Linked DNA regions of Homo sapiens: regions 1, 2, 3 and 4 are each linked to region 5. A link is a contact called in ENCODE Hi-C or POLR2A ChIA-PET data. All regions are on one chromosome and are shown on one strand. Each heading gives the region's core, a stretch centred on a gene start or an enhancer-like site at or near the end of the contact. The rest is flanking DNA. Distances are from core to core; before and after follow the strand shown.

Region 1 (2,700 bases), core at 97-2,596, 3.1 Mb after region 5:
AGCTTTGTTTTTGCTTTGCTTTTAAAGGACTTCCTTGGAATTCCCAGGAATAAGGATTTTAGGTCACTACTTGTAAGTTTCTGTGCCTCTTGTCTGCCTTCCAAATAAACGATACTTATACTGTCCCCAGTAACATCTGGATACCATTTTCTCTACATTTACTATACATTTTAATTATATATAATGTTAAATGACTGTATATGAATATACTGTATAATTATTTTTGCCGATATTGCAACTGTAAAATGGTACATCATCAAGGTTTCACTTTGTGATTTCTTTGATTACTAGTGGCTGAATCTTTTCTTTTCTTTCTTTTTCTGAGACAGGGTATCGCTCTGTTACCCAAGCTAGAGTGCAGTGGCGTAACCAAAGCTTACTACAGCCTCGACTTCCCAGGTTCAAAGCGATCCTTCTACCTCAGCCTCCTGGGTAGCTGGGAGTACAGGCACATGCCACCATGCCTGGCTAATTTTTATATTTTTTGTAGAGGCAAGGTCTTGCACTGTTGCCCAGGCTGGTCTTGAACTCCTGGGCTCAAGTGATCCACCTAGGCCTCCTAAAGTGCTGGGATGATAGGTGTGAGCCACTGTGCCCAGTCCTGAATATTTTCTCTTGGGTTTGTTTACATCTGAGACACAGAAGAGTACAGTGGCAATGATTTCAGCTCTCCAACCGGACTGCCCCAGCAGGAGACCTGGGAGTCATCATTCCCCAACCCAAACTTCAGCAAATTCTTAGCCTCTCCTAGCTTCAGCGTTTTTGTTGTTTTTTTAAAAAACTAATTAACTTTAAACAATTTCATTGGGGAAATTATCATATATACCTTAGAGTTTTTATAAAGAGTAAGTGAGCTAACTTGTAACATGTTTATACTGTATTTGACAAATAATGAGCCCTTAATATTGGCAATGTATTATTATTCATTATTTTCCCTTTTTTGACTTTTGTTCAAATCTGAGCTCATGTCTAAGGGTAACTTTTTCAGACTTCAAAAATGAAAATCCATATTTCCAGTTTACTAACAAATACTTCAATATACTCAATTCTATACTGAGAATCTATTATACAAAATAGATTCCTAGGCTCTGGGGAGAAAAATACAAACATAAATAATACATGCTCCCTGCTCTCCAGGAATTCACTCAGAGGTTATATGCTGAGGTTTCTGGAGGAAATTATAGGCTTGGTCAATATAGTTAGAAACTATTTTTAGAACAATGCATCCATTGTAGAGCTGAAAGAAACTTCAGGAAGCATCTAGTGTTGCTGGAAACAGCAGCTCTGGGAGCAATTACTAGGTCTTCAGGCTAGGGGTGGAGTCTGTGGTCCCATAAATTACAAGAAACAAAGACGTAAAGACAGACAAGTGTCGCAGGGCACAGTGGCTCACACCTGTAATCCCAGCACTTTAGGAGGCCGAGGTGGGCAAATCATCTGAGGTCAGGAATTCTAGACCACCCCGGCCAACGTGGTGAAACCCCGTCTCTTCTAAAAATACAAAAATTAGCCAGCCATGGTGGCAGGCGCCTGTAATCCCAGCTACTCCGGAATATGAGGCAGGGGAATTACTTGAATCTGGGAGGCAGAAGTTGCAGTGAGCTGAGATCACGCCATTGCACTCCAGCCTGGGTGACAGAGCGAGACTCCATCTCAAAAAAAAAAAAAAAAAGAAAAGAAAAGAAAAGAAAAGAAAAGAAAGACAAGATTCTCTGTTGCTGGTTTGGCTCCTTATTTCTTAGCCCTTAAGACAGTCAGGTCTACTGTAAATATTTAAAGACAGAGACATGGTATTCAGCATTTCTCAAACTTACATGACAAAGAAAACTTACAAGAAGAGCATATGGCAAGTCCATAACAAAAAAGTCCATCTAGCCCCAAGTTGCACCCTCCTCTGTAACTCAAGAAAAAGCTGAGGCCCTGGGGCATAAGGGTCAAGATCTAGTGGAAAGCTGCCTTTAACCAGAGCCTGCAGCTTCACCCTTGTGGGTATGTGTTCTTTCACGCTCTACTGCATTCCCTTCACTCAATTCTACTTTTTTGGGAGGGAGGGCCACCCACAGAACCCCAAAAGAGACATCTGACATTTCTTTGTGGTGTCAGTCACACATTCTCTTTTCTCATTTCCTTTTTTTCTTTGAGACAAAGTCTCGCTCTGTTGCCCAGGCTGAAGTACAGAGGTGCGATCTTGACTCACTGCATCCTCCGCCTCCCGGGTTCGGGTTCAAGTGATTCTCCCACCTCAGCCTCCTGAGTAGCTGGGATTACAGGCGAACGCCACCACACCTGGCTATTTTTTTTAATTTTTAGCAGGGACGAGGTTTCATCATGTTGGCCAGGCTGGTCTCGAACTCCTGACCTCAAGTGATCTGCCAGCCTTAGCCTGCCAAAGTGCTGGCATTACAGGCTGAGCCACCATGCCCAGCCCCTAGTCCATTTTTAAAAAATATTTACGGGAGGCTGATGTGGGAGAACCAGTTGAGCTGACTGGGGAGAAGCAGCAGTGAGCTGTGATCATGCCACTGCACTCCAGCCTGGGCAACAAAGCGAGACTGGTCTCAAAAGAAAAAAAAATTTACATCTTATTTTGACCCAAAATAATATTACTGAGCATGACCAATCTACCTCATAATGCTAACTTCTGACATGCTGCAAAATCACATCTACCATCAAAAACTGGTGTCTTTCCTAATAGGAGAA
Region 2 (2,700 bases), core at 193-2,692, 4.5 Mb after region 5:
CTGGGCATATTTAACCCCTCGAATAAAGCAATCTTTCCCTTTTATCATTACTTTGTAAGACTCATTTGCTGGGTGGTGGATTAAATTGAACAGAATAAGTTATTTCTTTTTCTTTTCTTTTTTTTTTTTTTTTGAGACGCTGTCTCGCTCTGTCGCCCAGGCTGGATGGCACGATCTCGGCTCACTGCAAGCTCCGCCTCCCGGGTTCACGCCATTCTCCTGCCTCAGTCTCCAGAGCAGCTGCGACTACAGGCGCCAGCCACCAAGCCCGGCTAATTTTTTGTGTTTTTAGTAGAGACGGGGTTTCACCATGTAAGCCAGGATGGTCTTGATCTCCTGACCTCGTCATCCGCCCACCTAGGCCTTCCAAAGTGCTGGGATTACAAGCGTGATTCACCGCGCCCGGCCCCAGAATAAGTTATTTCCCAAGAGCCACCCTTAGATGCTGGTAGGTGTAATGGTCTTCCCAAGACCAGGTGCTGGATAGAAGGTCCTTGCATTTTCCTCATCTGTTGCCATCCTCAGTAAAGGAGGAATTAGGACTGCCGCAAGCCCCTAAAGACTGGAAAGATGGGACGGGCGCGATGGCTCACGCCTGTAATCCCAGCAATTTGGGAGGCCGAGGAGGGTGGATCGCCTGAGGCCAGGAATTCCAGACCAGCCTGGCCAACATGGTGAAACCCCATCTCTACTAAAAATACTAAAATTAGCCGGGCGTGGTGGCGCGCGCCTGTAATCCCAGCCACTCGGGAGGCAGAAGCAGGAGAATCGCTTGAACCCAGGAAGCAGAGGTTGCAATGAGCCGAGATCGCACCACTGCACTCCAGCCTGGGCGACAGAGTGGGGAAAAAAAAAAAAGTGAAAAGATGATGGCGCCCACTTCCGACCCCCTTAAGTAATTAAAAATAGGAATTCATTTAGGAAGTGAATTAAAACTTAAATTAGGGTGGATACAAGACGTTCCTTCTAGACTTTCTGAAATAAAAATTCCGAATAAAATCATCAAAGCCGAACTTTTCCTTTTTGCCTTTCCCTTCTTTGCTAGTGCCTGGGACCGCGTTCAGCCTCCAGCTCAACAATCCGGCACTCGCCGGCTTTTAAGTCCCACCCACGCGGCCGCGCACAGGTAACGGCAGTGCCAGTCCCACCCCACCTACGAGCTCCTCCTCCGCCTCCCACCAAGGGGCCTTGGCCCCGCCCTTGGAAGCGTGGTTGTGACGTCAGCGCGCTGTCTCCGAAGCCCGGCAGCAAATGAGCGCAGACCGCACGGGCCCTCCGCGTACCAAGGCACACGCATGCGCATTGGTTCTGGGAGCCCTGAAGACCTGGCGGAGCCCAGCGCGGATGGAGGCCTGAGGGTGGCGGGGGCGGAGCGCGCCGCGAGCTGGGGGCATGTCCGCGGCGGGCGCCGTCTAGAGGAAGGCCAAGCAGCCGCCACCACGCTGTCGGTCGCGGAGAGACGCAAGCGAGCCAGGCCGAGGGCCGCGGCGGCGATGCAGCGACGGCGTCGCCCTCCGCCGCCCACCTCCCGGCTGCCCGAGGGCTGCGGGGGAGGAGGCGGTGGCAGCGAGGAGGTGGAAGTGCAGTTTTCCGCCGGGCGTTGGGGCTCGGCCGCGGCGGTTTCGGCGGCAGCGGCGGCGGCCACGCGCAGCACCGAGGAGGAGGAGGAGAGGCTTGAGCGTGAGCACTTCTGGAAGATCATTAATGCCTTCCGCTACTACGGGTAAGGAGCCCGTGGCGGACCCCGGCCCAGACCGTCGGGGCGCCCACTGGTGGCGGCGGACCCGCCGGAACGGGGGCGCTCGCCGTCCCGCCGCCACGCCTCCGAGGCGTCGGGACCCGGCTGCTGCAGCTGACCTCCGGGCCCCGAGTCACCTCGCACCACCCCAGCCCCTCCCGGCCCTGCACACCCGCGTGTCCGCCGCGCCGTCTGCTGCACAGCCTCGTGTCTTCTGACCTCAGGATCAGATTAGCTCTCCTGCCTCCGTCCTCGTAAAGGTTTGGCTTTGAGGCCGATGGGGGTGACCAGAGAAGCGCTGTAACAATTTCAGATAGAAGACGATGGTGGTACAATCGTCCACTGCTGGGCTGATTGGTGTGTGTGGTCGATGTCCTCCAAACTGAACACACGGAGAGCCCAAGTTCACCTACGCGTGGGATGCTGTAGGACGTATTTTCCCAAACTGTTACCAGTGCTTGTAAGAGCAGTTTAAGATTTCCACCCACCCCTCTTTGGCGCTGTGAACGCACTTGCACTTTTGTGTGAGCGATTGAATGATGCTGCTCAGTGTCTTTAACTGGTGGGTGATTAAGGGCGGAAGTGGTCCGGATATTCTAAAATTTGCTAATTATTAGGAGAGATGAGAGAAGTCACAATAAGAGCTGCCTTTACGTTCTTTTTTTCTGCAAATCTGTATCTAATTCTCCCTGGTGTGCTAGGCACTGTGGTAGGACCTTTATGCTCCTCATTCATAAAAACAGCTCCCTAACTTCCACGTTTCTTCTAGATAGATGTTAAAGTAGCTTAATCACAAAATTATAATTCCAAGAGCTGAAAGGGACTTAAATCAACTGGATTTTCAGGTGAAGATAACACTTTTATTCACGTAAGAGATATGAGTCCACCGGTGACTATGTTCTGAGGCTGCAGTTGGAATCAGACAGACATGACCTCCTACGCAGGTAAACCTGTTCCCATAG
Region 3 (2,700 bases), core at 165-2,664, 3.2 Mb after region 5:
CTAAAATAACTCTTAAGCCTCTCCAGATAACTTAATTGCTTTTCACAACTTGCTATTACTACTCTTACTACCGGTATTACTATTATCGTTATTCTCATTATTCTTTGTTTAATTCCGTATAGATAAGTAACTGACCATAATTGCTTCTTTGGGTCCTTCTCTCCCTTCCCTTCCCTTTTCTTCCCTTTCACTTTCCCTTCCCCTTTCCTTTCCCTTCCCTCCCTTCCTTCTTCTTCTCTAGTTCTTTTAAGGGGTGAGGGTGTCTCACTGTGTCGCCCAGTCTGGAGTGCAGTGGCGTTATCATAGCTCAGTGCAGCCTCGACCTCCTGGGCTCAATCAATCCTCCCGCGTCGGCCTCTCAAACTACTGGGAATACAGGCGTGAGCCACCAAGCCTGGCCTAGAACATAAATTTAATATCAGGTAAATCTTATCAGAGATGCATACATGTAAGGTAGAAAGAGACTACACGGTCTGCACAGAATTTTATACAAATGTATAGAGCAAAAAAGAAAAAAATTAAACTTCTCTGGATTCCATTGATTAAAAATTTAAAAAAATAAATAAAAAACTTCTTTGTCTTCGAGACGTTAAGAGGATGCACCTTCTTATAACCTTGCACCCTGCATATCCTGTGAGTGAGCCCAGAGCTACTTCCCTAGGAGCGTGCGTATTTACAGTTCCGAGGGTACGAAGGCCTCTATCTGCATTGCAGTAGAGGGACGGCCTGTTATCGGGCTTGTGAAATTGTCAAGAAGACAGCCTGGAGGGGACAGTCACCGCCCATGTCGGTAACCTTCCACTAGTCTCTGGGGTTAACAGCGTCACAGACAGGGACTTCTCCCTTGGAGCTTACATTCGAATATATTAATAACTCCAGAACGTGGTCAGTGGTCCTGGAGGACGACCGCTTCTGGTAGGGCGGCCAGGAAAAGCCTCTGTGAAGAGGCGATCTTTGAGCTGAATTTTGGAGCTTTAATAAATACTTAAAGAGCGAACGGAACGAGCGATGCCTGACGTTCAACCCAGCGGTTGCCAAGGAGCTAAAGAGCGTCTCACTTTGGCTTCCGGATTGTTATGAACAGGAGGAAGGAGAAAAAAAAACCAGAATTGTTCGAGAATTGTGCTTTCGCGGCTCTCAGGCTGAAAACGGGGTTTCCACATTAGTTCCCATCGCCAGGGGCTGAAACGAAGCCCGGGATCCAGACATTAGGCGCCTGGGGCGGGAGCCTGCAGCGGGAGCTTGCGGCGGGAGCCGGGCGAGGCAGCGGCGGGGCGGGGCCATGATGGGGCGGGGCTACGGAAGCCGAGCGGGCTCGAGGCGTTCGGCTGAGGAAGGGAGCGCACGCCGGCGGCGCGGAGGCCGGCTCTGCGCTTCGGGCCGCCCCCTCCCCCCACCCCGCTCACACCCGGCACTTACTTCGGCTGTCTCCGCTGCCCTCCAGCGGAGACGCAGCTCCTCAGGCGCCCGGCGGTATTTGTTGGGTCGGCGGCGTCAGGGATTCGCAGTGGCCTGTGGTCGGCGTCGTCCGGCCACTGGTGCGCCCCCGCGGCAGGCAGAGCTCACGCTCCTGTCCCCCGGCTGGTCCGGGGTCTGGGCGCCGCGTCGACGGCGGCTCCGCAGGACGCGCAGACCGGGCCGCAGCCCATTCCCCGAGCGGACTGCATTATGAGGCACCTGCCTTACTTCTGCCGGGGTCAAGTGGTGCGGGGCTTCGGCCGCGGCTCCAAGCAGCTGGGCATCCCCACAGGTGAGAGCAGGGCGGCCAGAGTCCCCCGGGCCGGGTCACGTGGGGAGCGGGGAGAGACGGCAGCCGGGGACTTGGGACCGGGGCGTGGGGCCTCCGGACCGCGGGCAGAGAGCACACCCTTCCTCCTCCCGCATCCCCTTGTCTGTGGCGGAGGACCGTTGGCTCGGTTGAGGGAGCTTGTCCCTGCTTCTGGCTCCGAGCTCCGCGGGGACGGGGTTGAGGGGTGGTGAGGGCCGGAAGCCCGAGATGAATCGCAGGATTCCCCGTTCACGCCTCCTTGGCCAGCCAAGGTACAGTTGGTCAAGCATTGCGCTTGTCTTGCCCATTAGAGACGTAACGTGGGCCAGAACGGCTGAACTCGCAAGCCGGGTCTAAGGTGGTTTTGTTTTTAATTTGTAATTATGTAATGTCCAAATGATAACATAGGTAGTTGAATGAGAGTCAGCTAACCTTCTTGGTCTGTCTACATTAATTTCAATAATCGAGACCTGACTGTAATTCATCCTTAGAAATACATGCCAGAGCTGCGTCTTGACTTGTTAAGTCAGCCTTGAGCTTGTGTATTTGAAAAATAAGAAGCTTTGGCCGGGCGTGGTGGCTCACGCCTGTAATCCCAGCACTTTGGGAGGCCGAGGCGGGCGGATCATCTGAGCTCAGGAGTTCGAGATCAGCCTGGCCAACATGGTAAAACCCCGTCTCTGCTAAAAATACAAAAATTAGCTGGGCATGGTGGCGCGTGCCTGTCATCCCAGCTACTCGGGAACCTGAGGCAGGAGAATCGCTTGAACCCAGGAGACGGAGGCTGCAGTGAGGCGAGATCGTGCCACTGCCCTCCAGCCTGGGCGACAGAGTGAGACACCGTCTCAAAAAAAAAAAAAAAAGAAAGAAACTTTTCAGGTGATTCAGTACCTGGTTAGGAAAGAACAGATCTGAAAAAATCCATCTACTCT
Region 4 (2,700 bases), core at 21-2,520, 4.1 Mb before region 5:
ATTCTCAGAACAGGGTTGGACGGCTTAGGAGCAGAAAGGCAGAATGTATCTTTGCGGATTTGGGTCATAGTGGGCTGTCAGGATTTAAATTGTGCAACATTGATTAATAATGGGCTGGTTTGTACATTCCTTGCAAGTCATCTTTAAAAGCCAATGACGTCATTTCAAATTAGGATTCTCAGAGATAATTTCTCTCTGTATTACACTGAAAATAATTTTGGAACTATCCTTAATGCCACTTAAAGCCTGAAATTGACCAGTAACTTAATTTGATAGAATATAAGGCGAACACCTCAACTATATTAAATTGTCCCATTTGGGTGGACACTCCTCGGGCACCCTGTTCCGCCCTACACACAGATAATCTGGGGGCGCTCGCGCACAGCTGTCATCGTAGCAGCAGAGGCCACTGTCAATACAGGTTGCCTGACTGATCGTCTGACCAAACCGGGCTAACCCGAGGGCGGTAAATAAGCTCTGGCCATGAAGCAATGACTCCGCAGGATTGCGCAGGGCAGTCACGGGCGTTCACTCCATTTTCTGTTCGTTGTGCTGAGGCCTTTCCACCATTAACTTACCCCAACTCCCCCGCATAGGGCAATACGACCCCTCCAAATATCAAACGCTAAGCATATTAAAATAACAAAATACCTCGCCGCTATTTTATCACCAGACCCTCCTCCCAGCGGGGAACGCAGAGTAGACAGAGAGGCAAGGGAGGGCAAGGCGATTGTGACAGCGCGGAGGGGTGAACACGGCCCAGCTGGGCATGAGGTAAGGTGGGGAGACTACCTGGACAGCAAGCGCGCAGGCGCAGCCGCGGCCGCAGGGCCCACTGGTCCCTTTCTAGTAATTTCGCTAACCGTGACGTCATCTCGGTGCGCCGTTACAGCGCTTAACTGGAAACTGCGATTTAGTTTTTGGTGAAAGGAGTGGAAAAAAACCATGAACTGACCTACCCCGCCCCATTTTGCTTTTAGTCCTTCACACTGGCTTCGCCTGCACTTTGGGCAATGGAGCGGGAAAGGAAAAGGCACGCAGGCTGAGCTCAAAGTCGCGCCAGCCGGGGATGACTCGGCGACGCCGCCAGGCGCGTTACCCGGCGTGCTCCGCGCGGCGCCGGCGAAGGGACGTGGGGGAAGGGGCAGGGAGGAGGAAGCGGTGGCTGCTGCGGATGTCGGTGTGAGCGAGCGGCGCCTGAACACACGGCGGCTGCCGAGCGCCTGACCCGGGCCTGCGCCAGAGCCTGCACCGAGCTCCGGGGCCCCACACCCGCTACGGTGGCCCTGCGCCCGTTGCTACTGAGGCGGCGTGCTCTGCATTCTTCGCTGTCCAGGCCTGCCGGCTCTGGTGTCTGCTGGCTCCTCCTTGCTCGCCTGCTCCCTCCTGCTTGCCTGAGTCACCGCCGCCGCCGCCGCCACAGCCATGGCCGAGAGTGGTGAAAGCGGCGGTCCTCCGGGCTCCCAGGATAGCGCCGCCGGAGCCGAAGGTGCTGGCGCCCCCGCGGCCGCTGCCTCCGCGGAGCCCAAAATCATGAAAGTCACCGTGAAGACCCCGAAGGAAAAGGAGGAATTCGCCGTGCCCGAGAATAGCTCCGTCCAGCAGGTGAGGCCGCCTGGGGCTCGGGCCGGGATGGGGGTGGCGGCAGGACCTCCGCCCGCCGCCCCAGGAGACCTTTTGGAAGGGCCTGGGAGAGGGGTCGTCCTCGGCCATTCTCCCGGGCGTCGTCCCAAATTAGATCACACCCAAGTTCGTGGGTTTGCGCCTTGGGACACCGCAATGGTTTGTGGCGTGGCGGCGCGGCCTGTTTGTGGGACGGGCTGATGCCGCTTTTCTCGGAGCCTTCCTTCTCTGGTATCCGCCGACCCTCAGCCTCCTCCCCCAGTTCCCCGCCCTCCGTCGCCTCCCCTCCAACTCCTCACAAAGGAAAGGGACCCACCGCCAGCCTCCGGGCGGGGTGGAGGCTGGGCGGGGGCGAGGGTTCGCTTTAGCTCAGGCTGCGGTTTTGTTTCATGAATTAAAAAGGGGTGGGTGGGATCCTCGTTGTTTTACGTGCCTGCTTGTTAAGGTGGGTTTTGGGGTGAGGTGCATGTGTATATTTAGTTCTGCATTTTAACTCCTGAAATCTTTCCCACCTTGCAACCTTTAAAAAAAAATTATGACGTAGAAACTGTTTTTAGCTCCATCTTAAGTAATAGTGATAGTACTAGGTTTAAGGAGAAAAGTGAATGACTTTCTTTCACTGATGACTTGCTCTTTCCCTTTTAGTATGTTTATCATCTCTTAGATGCCAATCATTGGGTAGGTTTTTGTTTGATTTTAGAGGGGCGATAGCGATGTTGATATTAGCGGTTGCAATCAAATAAAAGAAAATCGGAGTGAATGCAGAATATTACTTAAACTTGGTTCAGGAATACAAATCTTGCAGTTAATTAAGATTCTTGGTGGAATTTAACAAATAATTTTAGTGTATTGTTGAATACGTCGTGTTTTCCATAATTACTGACTTAATCTCTGAAGATCGCAAACAACGTGAACAGTTGGTGACAGGAAACAACAATTCCTGAAATGTACCTATCAGTTTCCCCAGGGACAGTAGGTGATTGGGGTATTGGTTTAACGAGTTCCAAAGGTAGTGTATTTTGTGAAGCAGTGAGGTGTGTAACATCAAATGAGAGAAACTTTTACCACCAACAGAAT
Region 5 (2,700 bases), core at 77-2,576:
CGCCACCCTCTCGGCTCGTTCGTTCGCCCGCTCGCCCCGGCGGCCCGCGGCGCGAGGGGCCGGCGCCCCGCACTTCCAAACCGCAGCCAGCCCAGCAGCGCCGCTGCCGAGGGCGCCCTCCCCGCCCGGGCGCGGAGTCGCGCCTCCTTCATCGCTCGCCACCCCCCCTCGAGGAGTCGCGGCGCGGGGACCGCAAACGGCTCGGCGCGGCTTCCAGGGGCTTCAAAGACAACAATAAGAAAATGGCTACAACTCAATTGCCTCTCCGCACCCCCTCCGAGGGCCACCGCGCCGGGGGGTGGGGGTGATGGCGGGCGGGCTGCTCCCGGCGCGGGGCGCCGATTTCGGGCGGCTCTCCACGCCCCTCCGGCCAAAAGACACAACTCGGTGCGCAGGGGGCGACGCGGGGAATCCCCCAGCACCCGGCGAGCCCGCGCCCCGCCGCCCGCACTCACTGGGTGTCTGGTCTGCGGGTACATCTTGCTCAGGTCGCGAATCATCCAAGCCGATTTAGTTGGCTGCGCTCGGCAGAGGCGCGCGGCTCATTGGCTTTAATGACCCCGAAGAGGAGGCGGCCGCGGCAGCGGAGGCGGCCGGCTCGGTCTGAGGGGCGGCTCGGGCGGTCCCGGCCCCCGCCGGGTCTCGCGTGACACGGGCGGCAGGAACGCGCGGCGGCGGCTGGGTGCCGGCTGCCGGGCCGCTCCGCATTCCCCGCGGGCGTCACTGGCCCGCCGCGGGCATTGTCCGGCGCGCGTCTCCCAAGGCAACGCTCCGACGTTCGCTCCGCCGAGGCGCACCCGCCGAGCCCGGCGCCGCGGCCGCCGCTCACCCGGCCGGGAAAGTGCGGGCTCCGCGCCCCACCGCCCGCCGGCAGCTCCTCTCGCTCGCTCTGCGTCCCACTCCAAACTTTTTTTATTTGTCTTTTAATTGGTTGTTATTCCTCCGAATGAATGATCTTTCTTCTTCCCTAAAAGCAAACACAAACTCCTTTGGTTCGGAAGAGGTCTCGGCGGTGCTTTTTGGTTTCTCTGGAGATTTTTTTCACTTCACAGCAACGATCTTTTAAAAGGCACCTTTTAGCTTCTTTTACCACATCTCATTTCCTTATTTCTCTTCCTTCCTGTTTTCTTGTCTTTTTTTTAACCCCAAATTGAAGGGGATTATAAAAATAAAAGAGTGAAACGCTTGCGGCTTTTTTTTTTAATTCTCTCTCCTTTCAAACTCTGCGAACACCACCTCAAAATAATATACAAGTGTGTGAGAAAGGGGGAAGAAAGCAGCCAACAACCCAAACACCCGCTCAGCACAGCTCTAACAACACGCTCTGTGTAGGTGACTTCTTTGACCAAATTTAGCAGCAGCTAATCATTAACATTCTGATACATATTCACAATCTTCCGCGGGGCGGCCGCGCAGCATCCCGGGAGATGTAGTCCGCCCCGGGCGACCCTGCCTGAGAATACGGCCAGATTGACTACAATCACCGGCCCGCCATGCGAGCGCTCTGGCGAGCTCTCCAAGCGCCCCGCCCACCCCCGTTGCGGTAGGCGTCTCCACCAACCAATCAGAGGTGGCTGAACATTAATCGCCGTTCTGTGTTAGTGCCCATCATTTCACTGCTGACAAATGGCAAGCCAGCGGGGAGGAGCCAACCCAGCTGAAACCCACGTGGGGGCCGGGCGTCGCCTGTAGCTCCGACCAATTAACGAAGAGGAATGAGGTTGGCGGAGGCGGGGCGGAGATGGCCCGCCCAAGGCGGAGCTTCGCCTTGGCTGACGTTCCTTAGCGCGAGCGTTCGAACCGGGAAAACATTTGTTCAGCTGTCAATCAAAGTAACGTGGGGCTGGGAGAATCGGCGGCTGCTGCTGTTGCTGCTGCCCTGGCTGCATCTTCAGAATTAGGTGTTGGTGGTGGTGGTGGTGGTGGCGGCAAAATAAAGAGGGTGGAGGGAGCGGTGAGCCTGGGGGCTGGTCAAAAGATCTTCTTCCGAGTCTCGTCCTCCCGCCCACCCGTCTCCCAACCCAGACACCTTCGGCCCCTCGCTCCGCAGCCGCGCCAGGAATGCGGACTAATTAGGGTCCAATGTCTCCTTAAAGAGACAAGCTCGGCCTTGTGTAACGCGCCGAAACCCCTGTTGAGACAAGAGGGGGAGGATCACGCTGATCTTACTTCGTTCGGTTCACATCAATTTTACGCGCCGCTGGAGCCGGCATAATTTTCCGTGTGAACGCGACTCGGTCCCCGTTCTTGTTTAGAGCCAGAAATGGAGTCGCGAGATGCTGGCTGGGGCCGGGGCCGCGGGGTGGGCGGGGAGCTCGTCCCTCCAAGCCCCGCGGGGGCTGTGATTGCCATTTAGTTCCGAAACAGGCCTCCCTCCCTCCACCCCCGGAGGCACTCGGAGAGAAAGCGCATCCCGACGCTCCATCGGGGGTCGCGGGGGGCAGTAACCGTGGGGGCTCCGGGTGGGGCTGAAGATCCGGGAATCAGAGACGCTGGACCTCCAAAGAAACTTTGCCGACTGGGCCACGTGAACCCCGAACACGGTCGGTACTGAACAGAGCAGGCCGACGGGGCACGGGTAGAAAACGCCCCTGCGCGCCCTGGGACGTTCCCTCCCCCAGATCAGTACCAAGACTGCGCCTCTTTTTCCCGCTCTTTGGAGAAGCAAGTCAAGTTTATCCCCGTTAAAAACAGAGCAGG

The links. A loop is a pair of places that touch in the nucleus more often than their neighbours do. ChIA-PET counts read pairs that join two places held with the same protein, here RNA polymerase II (POLR2A). Pooled maps may share reads with other maps.
Region 1: a map of B cell shows a loop between it and region 5 (7-fold over the local background). The contact joins the enhancer-like site here to the promoter of TLE4 in region 5. A Hi-C loop is called at or near these places in 1 of 168 maps with a recorded cell type or tissue (B cell), 2 of 37 single-sample maps with no recorded cell type and 4 of 50 pooled maps.
Region 2: a loop to region 5 is called in a map of OCI-LY7, with 13 times the contacts of the local background. The contact joins the promoter of CARNMT1 here to the promoter of TLE4 in region 5. A Hi-C loop is called at or near these places in 5 of 168 maps with a recorded cell type or tissue (CD4-positive, alpha-beta T cell, CD8-positive, alpha-beta T cell, OCI-LY7 and 1 more), 3 of 37 single-sample maps with no recorded cell type and 15 of 50 pooled maps. POLR2A ChIA-PET finds 5 or more read pairs at or near these places in 2 of 52 experiments (CD4-positive, alpha-beta T cell and naive thymus-derived CD4-positive, alpha-beta T cell).
Region 3: a map of B cell shows a loop between it and region 5 (19-fold over the local background). The contact joins the promoter of RFK here to the promoter of TLE4 in region 5. A Hi-C loop is called at or near these places in 4 of 168 maps with a recorded cell type or tissue (B cell, CD8-positive, alpha-beta T cell, endothelial cell of umbilical vein and 1 more), 2 of 37 single-sample maps with no recorded cell type and 15 of 50 pooled maps. POLR2A ChIA-PET finds 5 or more read pairs at or near these places in 5 of 52 experiments (CD4-positive, alpha-beta T cell, GM12878, T-cell and 2 more).
Region 4: a loop to region 5 is called in a map of B cell, with 23 times the contacts of the local background. The contact joins the promoter of UBQLN1-AS1 here to the promoter of TLE4 in region 5. A Hi-C loop is called at or near these places in 9 of 168 maps with a recorded cell type or tissue (B cell, CD4-positive, alpha-beta memory T cell, OCI-LY7 and 5 more), 7 of 37 single-sample maps with no recorded cell type and 29 of 50 pooled maps. POLR2A ChIA-PET finds 5 or more read pairs at or near these places in 6 of 52 experiments (CD4-positive, alpha-beta T cell, CD4-positive, alpha-beta memory T cell, OCI-LY7 and 3 more).

The regions. Positions count from the first base shown.
Region 1 is chr9:76,471,722-76,474,421 of GRCh38, reverse strand. All of the region lies in intron 2 of GCNT1 (glucosaminyl (N-acetyl) transferase 1), which reads right to left. Among named protein-coding and RNA genes, the nearest start is that of GCNT1, 14 kb to the right of the region's middle. RefSeq lists enhancers at 1,759-1,838, 2,189-2,458. Within about 2 kb of position 1,346, at least 4 of the 41 ENCODE cell types and tissues checked have a DNase peak (open chromatin) inside an H3K27ac peak, as active enhancers do.
Region 2 is chr9:75,027,035-75,029,734 of GRCh38, reverse strand. CARNMT1 (carnosine N-methyltransferase 1) reads left to right here and starts at 1,442. Exons shown (of 8, transcript NM_152420.3): 1 at 1,442-1,723. The coding sequence starts at 1,494. RefSeq lists a silencer at 1,221-1,910 and an enhancer at 2,561-2,610.
Region 3 is chr9:76,393,140-76,395,839 of GRCh38, reverse strand. It overlaps RFK (riboflavin kinase), which reads left to right and starts at 1,414. Exons shown (of 4, transcript NM_018339.6): 1 at 1,414-1,750. The coding sequence starts at 1,669. It also overlaps a transcript of GCNT1 not described here. RefSeq lists enhancers at 756-995, 1,173-1,467, 1,330-2,143 and silencers at 1,276-1,335, 1,356-1,435, 1,476-1,965.
Region 4 is chr9:83,706,405-83,709,104 of GRCh38, reverse strand. It overlaps UBQLN1-AS1 (UBQLN1 antisense RNA 1), which reads right to left and starts at 1,270. Exons shown (of 2, transcript NR_135839.1): 1 at 793-1,270. UBQLN1 (ubiquilin 1) reads left to right here and starts at 1,147. Exons shown (of 11, transcript NM_013438.5): 1 at 1,147-1,605. The coding sequence starts at 1,426. RefSeq lists enhancers at 345-1,233, 1,397-1,466, 1,234-2,124.
Region 5 is chr9:79,570,591-79,573,290 of GRCh38, reverse strand. It overlaps TLE4 (TLE family member 4, transcriptional corepressor), which reads right to left and starts at 1,326. Exons shown (of 20, transcript NM_007005.6): 1 at 456-1,326. The coding sequence starts at 500. RefSeq lists enhancers at 1-397, 1,125-1,214, 1,255-1,304, 1,315-1,444 and silencers at 1-444, 555-714, 775-894.